Linked DNA regions of Mus musculus: region 2 is linked to region 1. Evidence: chromatin contacts called from ENCODE Hi-C or POLR2A ChIA-PET data. All regions are on one chromosome and are shown on one strand. Each heading gives the region's core, a stretch centred on a gene start or an enhancer-like site at or near the end of the contact. The rest is flanking DNA. Distances are from core to core; before and after follow the strand shown. Region 1 has its middle 22 kb from the start of Trim8. Region 2 overlaps Wbp1l (WW domain binding protein 1 like).

Evidence for each region. Hi-C counts contacts between places; a loop is a spot of excess contacts on that map. ChIA-PET counts read pairs that join two places held with the same protein, here RNA polymerase II (POLR2A).
Region 2: a map of regulatory T cell shows a loop between it and region 1 (2.1-fold over the local background). The contact joins two enhancer-like sites. A Hi-C loop is called at or near these places in 1 of 37 maps with a recorded cell type or tissue (regulatory T cell). POLR2A ChIA-PET finds 5 or more read pairs at or near these places in 2 of 5 experiments (both embryonic stem cell).

Annotation. Positions count from the first base shown.
Region 1 is chr19:46,520,837-46,525,940 of GRCm38, forward strand. No RefSeq gene overlaps it. Among named protein-coding and RNA genes, the nearest start is that of Trim8, 22 kb to the left of the region's middle. Within about 2 kb of position 3,134, at least 2 of the 3 ENCODE cell types and tissues checked have a DNase peak (open chromatin) inside an H3K27ac peak, as active enhancers do.
Region 2 is chr19:46,616,060-46,621,163 of GRCm38, forward strand. The region is part of intron 2 of Wbp1l (WW domain binding protein 1 like); the gene reads left to right. Among named protein-coding and RNA genes, the nearest start is that of Wbp1l, 20 kb to the left of the region's middle. Within about 2 kb of position 3,110, at least 2 of the 3 ENCODE cell types and tissues checked have a DNase peak (open chromatin) inside an H3K27ac peak, as active enhancers do.

The DNA of each region.
Region 1 (5,104 bases), core at 1,884-4,383:
CATTGAGGTAACACAGGGGTGGTATGTGGGATGATGTGTCGTTTATAGAATGGAGGTGAGGGGTGACAGGCACCATCTCACATCACATGTCAGAACTAGAATAAGGGGACAGTTTGTGAAGGGCCTTGTGTTAAGAGTGATGTGGAAACCGGGCGGTGGTGGCGCATGCCTTTAATCCCAGCACTCAGGAGGCAGAGGCAGGCAGATTTCTGAGTTCAAGGCCAGCCTGGTCTACAGAGTGAGTTCCAGGACAGCCAGGGCTACACAGAGAAACCCTGTCTCAAAAAACCAAAAAAAAAAAAAAAAAAAAGTCATGTGGATTTCTGGTCTACCTAGGGGAACAAAATGGCGGGGAGTCATGTGACATATGGATGTCCTGTTTGTCAGTTGGATGTTGGTATCAAACACTGTCCATATGCGTCCCTGCTGCAGGGCATCATACAGGAGGAGGCATGGATGCAAATGGACAGCTTGTAGCCTAATAGGGATCTACCAGTGAACCCTCCCTGCCAGCTGTGGCACTCCAGGTTTTACCCACTAAACCATATACTTAGGATCAGTCTACCAACAGTCCACATGGTCCCAGGTCCCAGTGGCTTTGGGCTTCAGACCCTTCCTTCTTTGTAGGTCAAAGGTTCATTTCCTGTGCATGCTGTTGCCTTCCTTCACAGTCTAACTGTGATTCACAGGGCTAGAGAACTGGCCCCAGGATTCAGAGCATATCGTCTCTGTGACTCTAGCTCCAGGCCAGAGACTCTGCTCATACTTATACACAAGTTAAAGAAGAAAAAGACAAAGAAAAAGCCGGTGGTAGTGGTGCACACCTTTAGTCCCAGTACTCAGGAGGCAGGAGGATCTCTGTGAGTTTGAGGCCAGTCTGGGCTACAGAGTATGTTCCAGGATAGCCAGAACTACACAGAAACCCTATCTTGAAAAAAAAAAAAAATCTAATTGTGGCTTAAATGTCAGGGTACAAACTTTAGGGCTTACATTTCCAGCTAGGATATGACTCCCTGTGAAAACATGCAATATTAGTCATCTTTGATGGTTCAGAGTCTAGCACTGTGCCATTCATTCATTCATTCATTCAGGCAGCAAATATCCACTGAGATCCTTTTGGTCTTGGGCATCACTCCAGTGTTAGAATGCCACTGAACATGACCTCTGCCCATCTTAGAGCTGATAATCTAATGAGGAAGAGGCAGATGACAACAGTAAATAAGTAATCATGGGTTAGCAGCAAATACCACCAAGGAAAATGAAAGTGAGTTAGGGGGTGGGGCTATGAGAAGGAGGGGGGTGGTCTGTAGGTTCTTATACAGGGAGCTAGGTAGGTAGGCTCTACTGAGCAGAAAACTTCAAAAATACTGGGGTGATAGTAGCACACACTTTCAATGCCAGCACTTGGGAGGAAGAGGCAGGCAGACCTCTGATTTTGAGGCCAGCCTGGTCTACAGAGCAAGTTCTAGGATAGGACAGTCAGGGCTAAGCAGAGAAAACACTGTCAAAAAGAAAGAAAGAGAGAGAGAGAGAGAGAGAGAGAGAGAGAGAGAGAGAGAGAGAGAGAGGAAGAGAGAAAGAAAGAAGGAAGGAAAGAGAAAAAGAATGAAAGGAAGGAAGAAAGAAAACTTCAAGAATGTATGCATGTGAGGGTCAAATCCGGAGCTATTTGAAGCAATAGCAAGCAGGGCGGGCGGGAGAAATGAGCTCGCAGCTTTCCGGCAGAAGTTCATTTCAGGAAGAGTCAGGGGGTGAATGTGGTTGGAAAGAGTGAGGGAGGAACAGGGTAGTGAACGATGAGGTCATCCAGACAGTGAGGGAACTTGAGGCCACTGTAAGAGTTTTGCTTCTGCTCCGGAGATACTTGCTCAATGAATAAGGGCAGGAGAACCAAGTTCCTAACCTAAGCAGTGGTAGCCCTCAGCTTCTACGCAGGCGGCGCTTAATCATGTCCCAAAGGAGAGATAAAACAGAGAGGCACAAAGGAGAGAGACGTTCACTCTTGGAGCAGGTGTGGGAGTTCTAGCGGAGGGCAAGGAGGAGAGCTCATTTAGAATGTAGGGTCCGGGCTGGTGAGATGGCTCAGTGGGTAAGAGCACCCGACTGCTCTTCTGAAGGTCAGGAGTTCAAATCCCAGCAACCACATGGTGGCTCACAACCATCCGTAAGGAGATCTGACTCTTCTGGAGTGTCTGAAGACAGCTACAGTGTAGTTACATATAATAAATAGAATGTAGGGTCCATGTGGTGATCCAGTGGCTATATAGAGACTCTGTTTGAAAAGAGAAGGAGGAAGAGGAAGAGGAAGGGAAAAGGAAGAGGAAGAGAAAAGGAAGAAGGGGGGTGAAGGAAGAGGAGGAGGAGGGGGAGGAGGAGGATTTGTTTTGAGCTTGAGAGCCCTAGAAACCTGGAAAGCAGGTTTCAGGCAGGGGACTGCCTTTTTGCACAATAGCTCTGACCTCCACAGGGAGGAGGGGCCAGAAGCAGGAGAGAATGTGGGGAGAGATAAGGAATACAAGCCACTGTGGATATGGGGGCTTAGAAAGGACCAGGGTCAAGGGTGGGAGCCTAGTTCAGGCTTCTCTTCCTGGTTTGTCAACCCTGTGCCCAGAGTCAGCAGAAAAATCTCAGCTCTAGGGAGGAGGCAGCACAGAACCCCAGGCTGCTGAGGGAGCAGGGCAGGCAGCAAGATGCCATTGTGTGCCTGCAATCAAGAGGCTTCAGAGGAAATCAAAAGCGCCAACTGGATGTGTGCGCACTGTCTTACACTCGCTCTCAAATACACTCACACATTTGAGTGCGTACAAACGCGCGCGCACACACACACACACACACACACACACACGCACTTCTGCCTCTAAATGGGTCAAGTGGAGGCTGTGGTGTGGGTTAGCCAGGGAAGGCTAGGACGTGGGGTGGGGGTGGGAAGAGCAGCCTGGGCCCTGGTACCCGCTCACTCTCCTGGCACAGGAGATGGCGGCAGCTGCAGAGTGGAGTGGGATGTGAGGATAAATATACACCTCCCATGCATATGGATAATGCCCACAGCTGCCCTGCCTGCGCAGTGTTCATTAGGACCAACTGTTTCAGGAGCAGTTCAGGCAGGCGGGAGGGTGCATGCCCATTCACGGGCTCAGGGCAGGGGGGCTGCCTGCAGCTGTGCAGGCCCCGCCTCCTGCCTGGATCAGCATATCCCAGCCGCGGAATGAATCCTGCTCCCTCCCACTCTCTCTCTGCCCAACTCACTGCCCTGCTAGTTCTTGCAGGTCTTAGGGTGGAGAGAGGCCGAGAGCGAGTCAGGATGAAATCTATCTCGGGGGCTCGGTGTATTGAGGGGAAGAGTCGGGCTGGATTAAGTCAGTCTTCTGGCTTCAGGATGGGCTACTGGTGGCAACCAAAGATGATCCCCTCTTTTCCAAAAAGCCATCTGTGGCAGGGAAACTGCTTTAGCTCTGTCATCTGGGAGCTTAAGGGAAGTCCCAGCCCATCGGACTGGAAAGCCCCAGATCAGCCACGTTCTGTGTATGGGGGCTGATGTGGGGACTGTTGTTCTTCCCTGATTCTGACCTTTTGGTGCAAGTAAGACAGGGAGGGAGGCTGGTGGGCTCTGAAGAGTGTACGGAGATGGGATGGGGAAAGCAGGCGGGGAGGAGCTAGTGACACAGATAAGCCATTCCTAAGGATGAATGTGAAGTTTGTGCCCTACACATGGATACCTGACTGAAAGAAAAGGCCAGGATATGCTAGCCAGTGTGTGAAGTCTGTCCAATGTGGGTCCGAAGGAGGAAAATGGAGACAGATGACAGGCCTCTTTGGGCTCTAGTTTTCAAGACTGCTCAGCAGGCAGAAGCTGTGGGTGTGTGGAGGGGGCGTGTCTGTCCTGCAAGCCGCTCTTTTTCCTCCCCTCCCTTCGGGAAGTCAGAGTGGACGGTCAGGACTGCTGCTCCAATGACCTAGATCAAACTTGGCCAATCTCTGGTTCAGACTGGAAGCAACAGACTTAGCCCAGAACCCGCTCCCAGCTGAGCCCAGCTGCTTTCTTTTGTTTTTAAGGGTGGGGCTGGTTCCTGTTTGGCGCCCTGTGCTGGTGGCCTTGGGAGCAGCAGCTAGGGGAAGGTCCAAAGGCCGAGTGAGGTCATCCCTGGCCCACCTTACTGTGCCTTGGAGGCCTGTCCTCCAGGTGCTCCTAGCCACTGATGGTCCTGATGGAGAGCCAGGGCTTCCAAACGAGGAGCCAGCAGGAGCCCAAGCTGCATGCGGGCTCCGGCTCCTGGGTGCTCCACACTCACTCCTTGTTGGGAGCACGTTTCCTGGGTGCTCCACGCTCCTTGTTGGAAGCACGTGGCTGTGGTGACTACTTAGCAGAATCCACTCAGCCAATCACTAGAAGAGGCAACAGTTTGTTTGGTCCCCAGCCCCCCAGCTTCAGGTACCCCAGCCAAGACTTCTGCCCACTCCTGCACCCCATTTGCTCTCTAAAATTCTGTCATTAATATTTAATTTCTTTAGCAAGGGCTTTTTGTCCCTGGAACACCGCACTTCACACTAAGGAAGGAAATTGCTCTGTAGTTCTTTGTGAAGGGGATTCCTGTGTTCTTTCTTTCAAAACAACTTTTTTTATTTTTTAATTTTTTAAAAGATTGCTGTTGTTTTATTTTTCACATATTGGTGTTTTGCCTGTATCTATGTCGGTGCACTGTGTGCACCTGGGTGCTTTGCAAGAACAGCCAGTGCTCTTACACACCAAGCCAGCCCTCCAGCCTTCTTTCTGGGCTTCTAAGATCACAGCTTTGGAAGTCAAAAAGGAACTGGGTTAGTGCCAGCGTAGAGGCAGGAGGATCTCTGTAAGTCTGAGGCCACTCTGGTCTACATAGTGGGTTTGGGCCAGCCAGAATAACATAATGTGAGCCTGTCTTTTATCGATATTACGATGATGATGGTGGTGGTGATATTTTTTGTGTGTGTAGCTGTGTAAGTGTTTCAGAACTCTCTTTGTAGACTAGGCTAGCCTTGAAATTGGAGATCTGCCAGCCTCTCTCTGCCTCTGGAATGCTGGGATTAAAGGTATGCACCACCATGCCCAGTGAGCCGGCCTTGACTCCTC
Region 2 (5,104 bases), core at 1,860-4,359, 95 kb after region 1:
GGCACATAACGTACATGTAGACGAAATAGACACATTAAAAAAAAAACACTTTAAGCTCTGGGGGGAGGCCTGGCCCTGCCCTTCCCCTAACTTGGACCCCGGATGAAGGCATTTTTGAAGTGTATTGGAAGCATAGGGTTCAGGAGTTGCTGTGACTGGACATGGAGTGACATGGGGCTAAGCATCCCTTGCCTGTGTGGCGCTGTCCTCTTGAGTTCTGCCACCCTCTGTTTGCACCCGCTTGGCTTGTATGCTCTCACAGTCCTTACAACCTGCAGGCTGGTTGCCTAAATGCTCTCTCCTGGCGTTTTTTGACCACGTAACCTTAAATCTAGAATAGGTTTGGTTTCCTCCTAGTTATAGGGCGGAGGGGCTGGTGGTAAAGGAAGGATCGCCCGAATAGATGATTAGTGTAAGATCCAGGAAGGGAGGGGCACAGTACCGTAAGCTGTGCTTCCAGTTTGTTCCTGTTTAATCTCACCATCCTTCATGCTGCCTCCAGGCACTGCGGATGTTACCAACCCAGAGCTGGGAGACCGGAGCTGGGAGACCGAGCTGGGTAGCTGCTCCCTATTTCCCATAATCAAAAAACCGTGTGAAGCGGTTAGCTCGTGTCCAGGTCCTCCCTGGAGAAAGGGAGTTTTGCCCCTGAGATGGTTTAAATACTTGTAATTCCTCAGCTGAGAATTAAAGATGAACAGATTGTGAGACACAAGGCCCCTTTGGTGGACTACAAGTCTGTAGTCCTAGCACTTGGGAGGTGGCTGGAGATAAAGGTCTGTTAAGTTGCAAGTTTGAGGCCAGCCCGGACTACTGGAGACTGGCAGTCTCAAATAACAATAACAAAAGGCACACACAGGAGGGTTTCCTAACCCCTTCCTAAAGTTTCTCGAACCCGAGGTCAGATTCAGGTATTCTCCTGATCTTGTACTGGCTTGTCGGGTTTTTGTGGCCAGGAAAATGAAATGTTACTAGCACTCCTGTTTTGCAATTCCTTCCTTCCTCCACTTTTTCCCCTTGTGTATGTATGGTGTGTGTGTGTGTGCGCGCGCGCGCACATGTGTACATGTGTACATGTGCATGAGACCACAGGTTGAGCGTGGATGTCTCCCTCAGTTGCCCTCTACCTTATTTTGTTGAGAAGAAGACTCTCACCAAACCTAGGTCCGTGCATGAGATTTACAGAACCTAGGTTATCTGAGACTTTTATCGAGCTGCTCAGACCTTAGAAGAGGAGCTAGGCTTGGGGTGGGGGAGGACGGACATGAGGAGTCGCAGGAGGGGGTGGAGCACCACTAGGAGGCTTTGTGCAGATGCTGGGACCCATCATCCCGGGCTGCTTCAGGTTGGGATGCTGCGAGCCCTTGCCTTGGGTCAGCCATCACTGCATTTGCTTTCCCACCAAAGAGTGGACCACGTTATTTTTGTCTTGCCCAAAGTTTACATAAAAAGTGAACGAAGTCAGCTTTGGTGGAGCCCAGGAAGCCCCAGTCATGCTGAGGGAGTTCCATTTCCTGTGGCTTCTGGGTGTGAATCATACAGGTGATGTGACCTGGTCTCTCTGTTGTTTCCGTTCTGTCACGATCCTCCTATTACAATTTCCTCCAGTGCTACAGTTGGAGCTAGGGTCTCACACCTCTCATGCAGCAGGCAAGCACTCAATCCCGGAGAGGCATCCCTGGCCCTTTTATTTCAGTGCGGTTTAGGATACGTGAAAAGTCTCTGCAGACGGCTTGCTAATTCCCATGTGATTCTTGGCTATGCACCTCTTTGGTTAGATGTATTTATAAGGTCAGAAAAACACCCAGATTTTGGCACAAAAGTAGACTCTTCTGTCCCCCTTGAACAAGTCGTGCTCCTGGAAGTGTCTGTTCTTCGTCAGTGATGCCTAGAGTCACCAGGAGCTTCAGTAAGCTCTAGACCCAAGATAGCAGACACCCACCCATCAAGTGAGTGTCTGCGGACTGATCGTTCCAGTCCAGAAGCATTCTCTTACTGGGTTGCAGAAGTGGGAACTGTCAGTGAGTTTTAGCTTGTGTAACTCTGACGTCCTTCCCTCCATGAAAACATGGAGATTAAAGCAGGATCCGAGGCCCATGCCTATCCCAGCATGAGGGGAAGGCTGAGACCGTAGGACCACTGAAGGGCATCCTGAGCTACATGGATGCCACAGGGACCTCAAAGTTGTAGTAATCCTCCTGCCTCTGCCTCCCGAATACTAGGCTTACAGACACGCACTGCCTTGCTTTGATTCTTGCCTCCTTTTCTTTCTTCCTCACATGTTCTGTGTGTGTCCATCATACTGGGCTCCACAGAGTGTGCTTACCCCCCATACACACACACACACACACACACACACACACACACACACACACGAGCTCCTCTTCCGTTCTTGCAGCTGCTTCTTGCGCCATTCTTCCTCAGGAGCTCTTAGGCTGACGTCTCTACCCAGCCCTTTTCTTTATTACGCAGCGCCTGTGTTTGTCTCCGTGTGTGCTTGTCTTTGTCCAAAACCGGGTAAGGAGGGTGAGGAAACTTCCCGCTTGCTTTGACAGCACATAGACTAGAGCTGTCAATCAGAATTCTTCATCACACTTCCTCCTGGTGGCTGGAGGCAGCTGTTGGGTATGAGGTTCCCAAATGAGTCTGGGAGACAATTTTAATTTATATCAAAATACGATTTCTGCGTGCCAAAGCCATTGCGGAGCCACGTAGGCCTGGGTGAAGTGCTCGCTCCATCTCCTGGGGCTGGGGGGGGGCACCCTAAATGAGTTACCTCATTTCACTCAAACTTAGGTTTTCCCATCTGGGACATTGGGACTCTCAGTCTCTGCTGAAGCTTCCTTTTCTGGAGATGTGAATGTTACTTGATGTGGAGCGCGAGGCTACCTATTGCAGCTAAGGACTCTGCTCAGCCACCTTCCCTGAAAGGCCCGGAAGAAGAGAGGAGTCTTGGGCTTTCAGGATGCTTTGAGGAAGGAGCAAGTCGTGTGACTCACAGAACTCCTCCGTGTGTGTGCGCTCGCGCGAGGTGTACGTTTCCTGCCTCAGCACGTATGCTGAGCGTCTGCCCTTGTCCAGCTCCCGGACACAGATAAGCCAGGATTCTTGGTTTCTGGCAGCTGAGCAGACTCCTGCGTGGCCGCTTGGCAGCAGTCTGTGAATGTTTGTCTGGGGTGCAATCTGACCCGTGGCATCTCCCACGATAATCACTTCAGGATCATTTTGTTAGCGCATAGCTTTATGCGTATTGAGAAGTGCCCCCACCCCCAACTTCCGTGCTACTCTTTTTCTTCAAGTGAATAAATGGGTCTGTGCTCGACGCTAAGAAAAATCAAAAGTTTGGATGTTTTGTGTTGCCCAAACCTCTGGAAAGGAGGCTGTCTTGGGGGCCTGCGAGAGCACCTACTGCCCTGAGGCCTGGCAGCTGTCCTGTTCTGACAGCGCCATTCTCTCTTCACATCCTTGACTGACAGACACCCCTAGACCTCCACTCTCCTATCAGAGGGTCCCATGACCGCTGTTCCACAATGTCCCAGGAGTATCTCCAGCTTGGTCCTGTATGGGCACTGTTACATATTGAGAACAAATGAGAACCTTAGACTTGGCCGGTCATTTACCTCATAGAACTCAGTTCGCAAACTGTGTGCCAAGGCCATGACTACCGCGCACACTGCTGTCAGCCCCCGTGTGAGTCTTCTAAGGCATTCTTCAACCCCACCAGGCTGTCTGTATGCTCTATGCTTGACAGTCACCTTATCCTCACAGCTACTTCTTAGATCCATATTTCTCCCTCTTGGTAGCTCTGGTCTTTTGGTATCTTGACTCTTGTATCATAAAAAAACCCCTTAAAGCCAGAGCCTTCATTTAAAATCTTACTGTCCCACAGCTAGCTGAGTGCTGTATGCTTCAGCTACTGCCACCAAGTAGGGACAGTCACCCTATATCCTGGGTTGTGGCGTTGAGGTAGAGTGCCTGAGTGTGACTCAGGTTACGATAAAACAGATAACCTGAAGTGTAAATAGAGATGTACGCATTGTCTGGAAACACGCTGTCAGAAGGCTTAGACCACATCAAAGAGTAATGTCTCTGAATATATATGCTGTTGCAATATGTCTCAAAATAGAAAGCTAACCAGAACCCAAGGGGTAAGGGTTTTTGGCAGTGCTATCTTGGAGGGTTCTCTGGGGAGGAGAGGGCTGAGCCAATAGGACACTAACAGCGCTCCGGGGCAGCAAGCGGTGTTAGCTTAGAGCATTGTGACAGCTGATCCTGCCTAGTTCTAGTGTAGTGTGGCTTCCTTTTTAAGTTGGTAAGCTCTGCGTTCAATTTAATTCTGCCTTGACAGGAAGATGACGGAGATTACTTGAGGGAGGACTTTATTTTGGGCTCACTTTCCACTATGAGCCTGGATCACTTGAGAAAAGACTCTCCCAGCCCCACCCCCAGCCCGGCAGCCATGGCCATCTTGCTCCTTAAAACCCCAAAGGACCGGGTTGTGGTGATGATGTTTGTCACTGGGTTGTAATATTTCTAGGGCATGGCAGAAAGTGAGCTCACCTCCCTGAGAGTGCCTGAATTAGCTAGCCCCCCTTCTTTTCTGTCCTCACCCCCGGATCTCAGTGTTTAGGGACGGTTAGTCACCAGCGGGCTGAGGCAAGAACTGGGTTAGTGTGAACACTTGTCAGCACTTTTTCCAGAGCATTTGATGCTGTTCTTGGTAAAATGCCTCCTTGTGCTCAGACATGTATAATCTTAGATGCGCCCCGGCAGCCCCTTGACTAGAAGCCCTGTCTGGTGCAGGATCCACAGAAGGTTGATCCTGACAGTTTTACTCCTTCCCAAGTCGCCATTGAAGTTGCCATTGATGAATATTGTTTAGAAATGCAGGGGTTGGACATATGGCTCAGTTGGTAGAGAGCTTGCTTGGCATACGTGATATCTTGGGTTCTGTCCTCACCACCACAGGTGTGGCACACCCTTCTGAGCCTAGAGCCAGGAAGGTGGAGGCAGGAGCGTCAGAGGTCAGGGTTCTTTTTAGCTGTATATAGCTGTATATAGTGAGTCTGTGGCCAGCCTGGGCTGTATGAGACCCTGTCTCAAA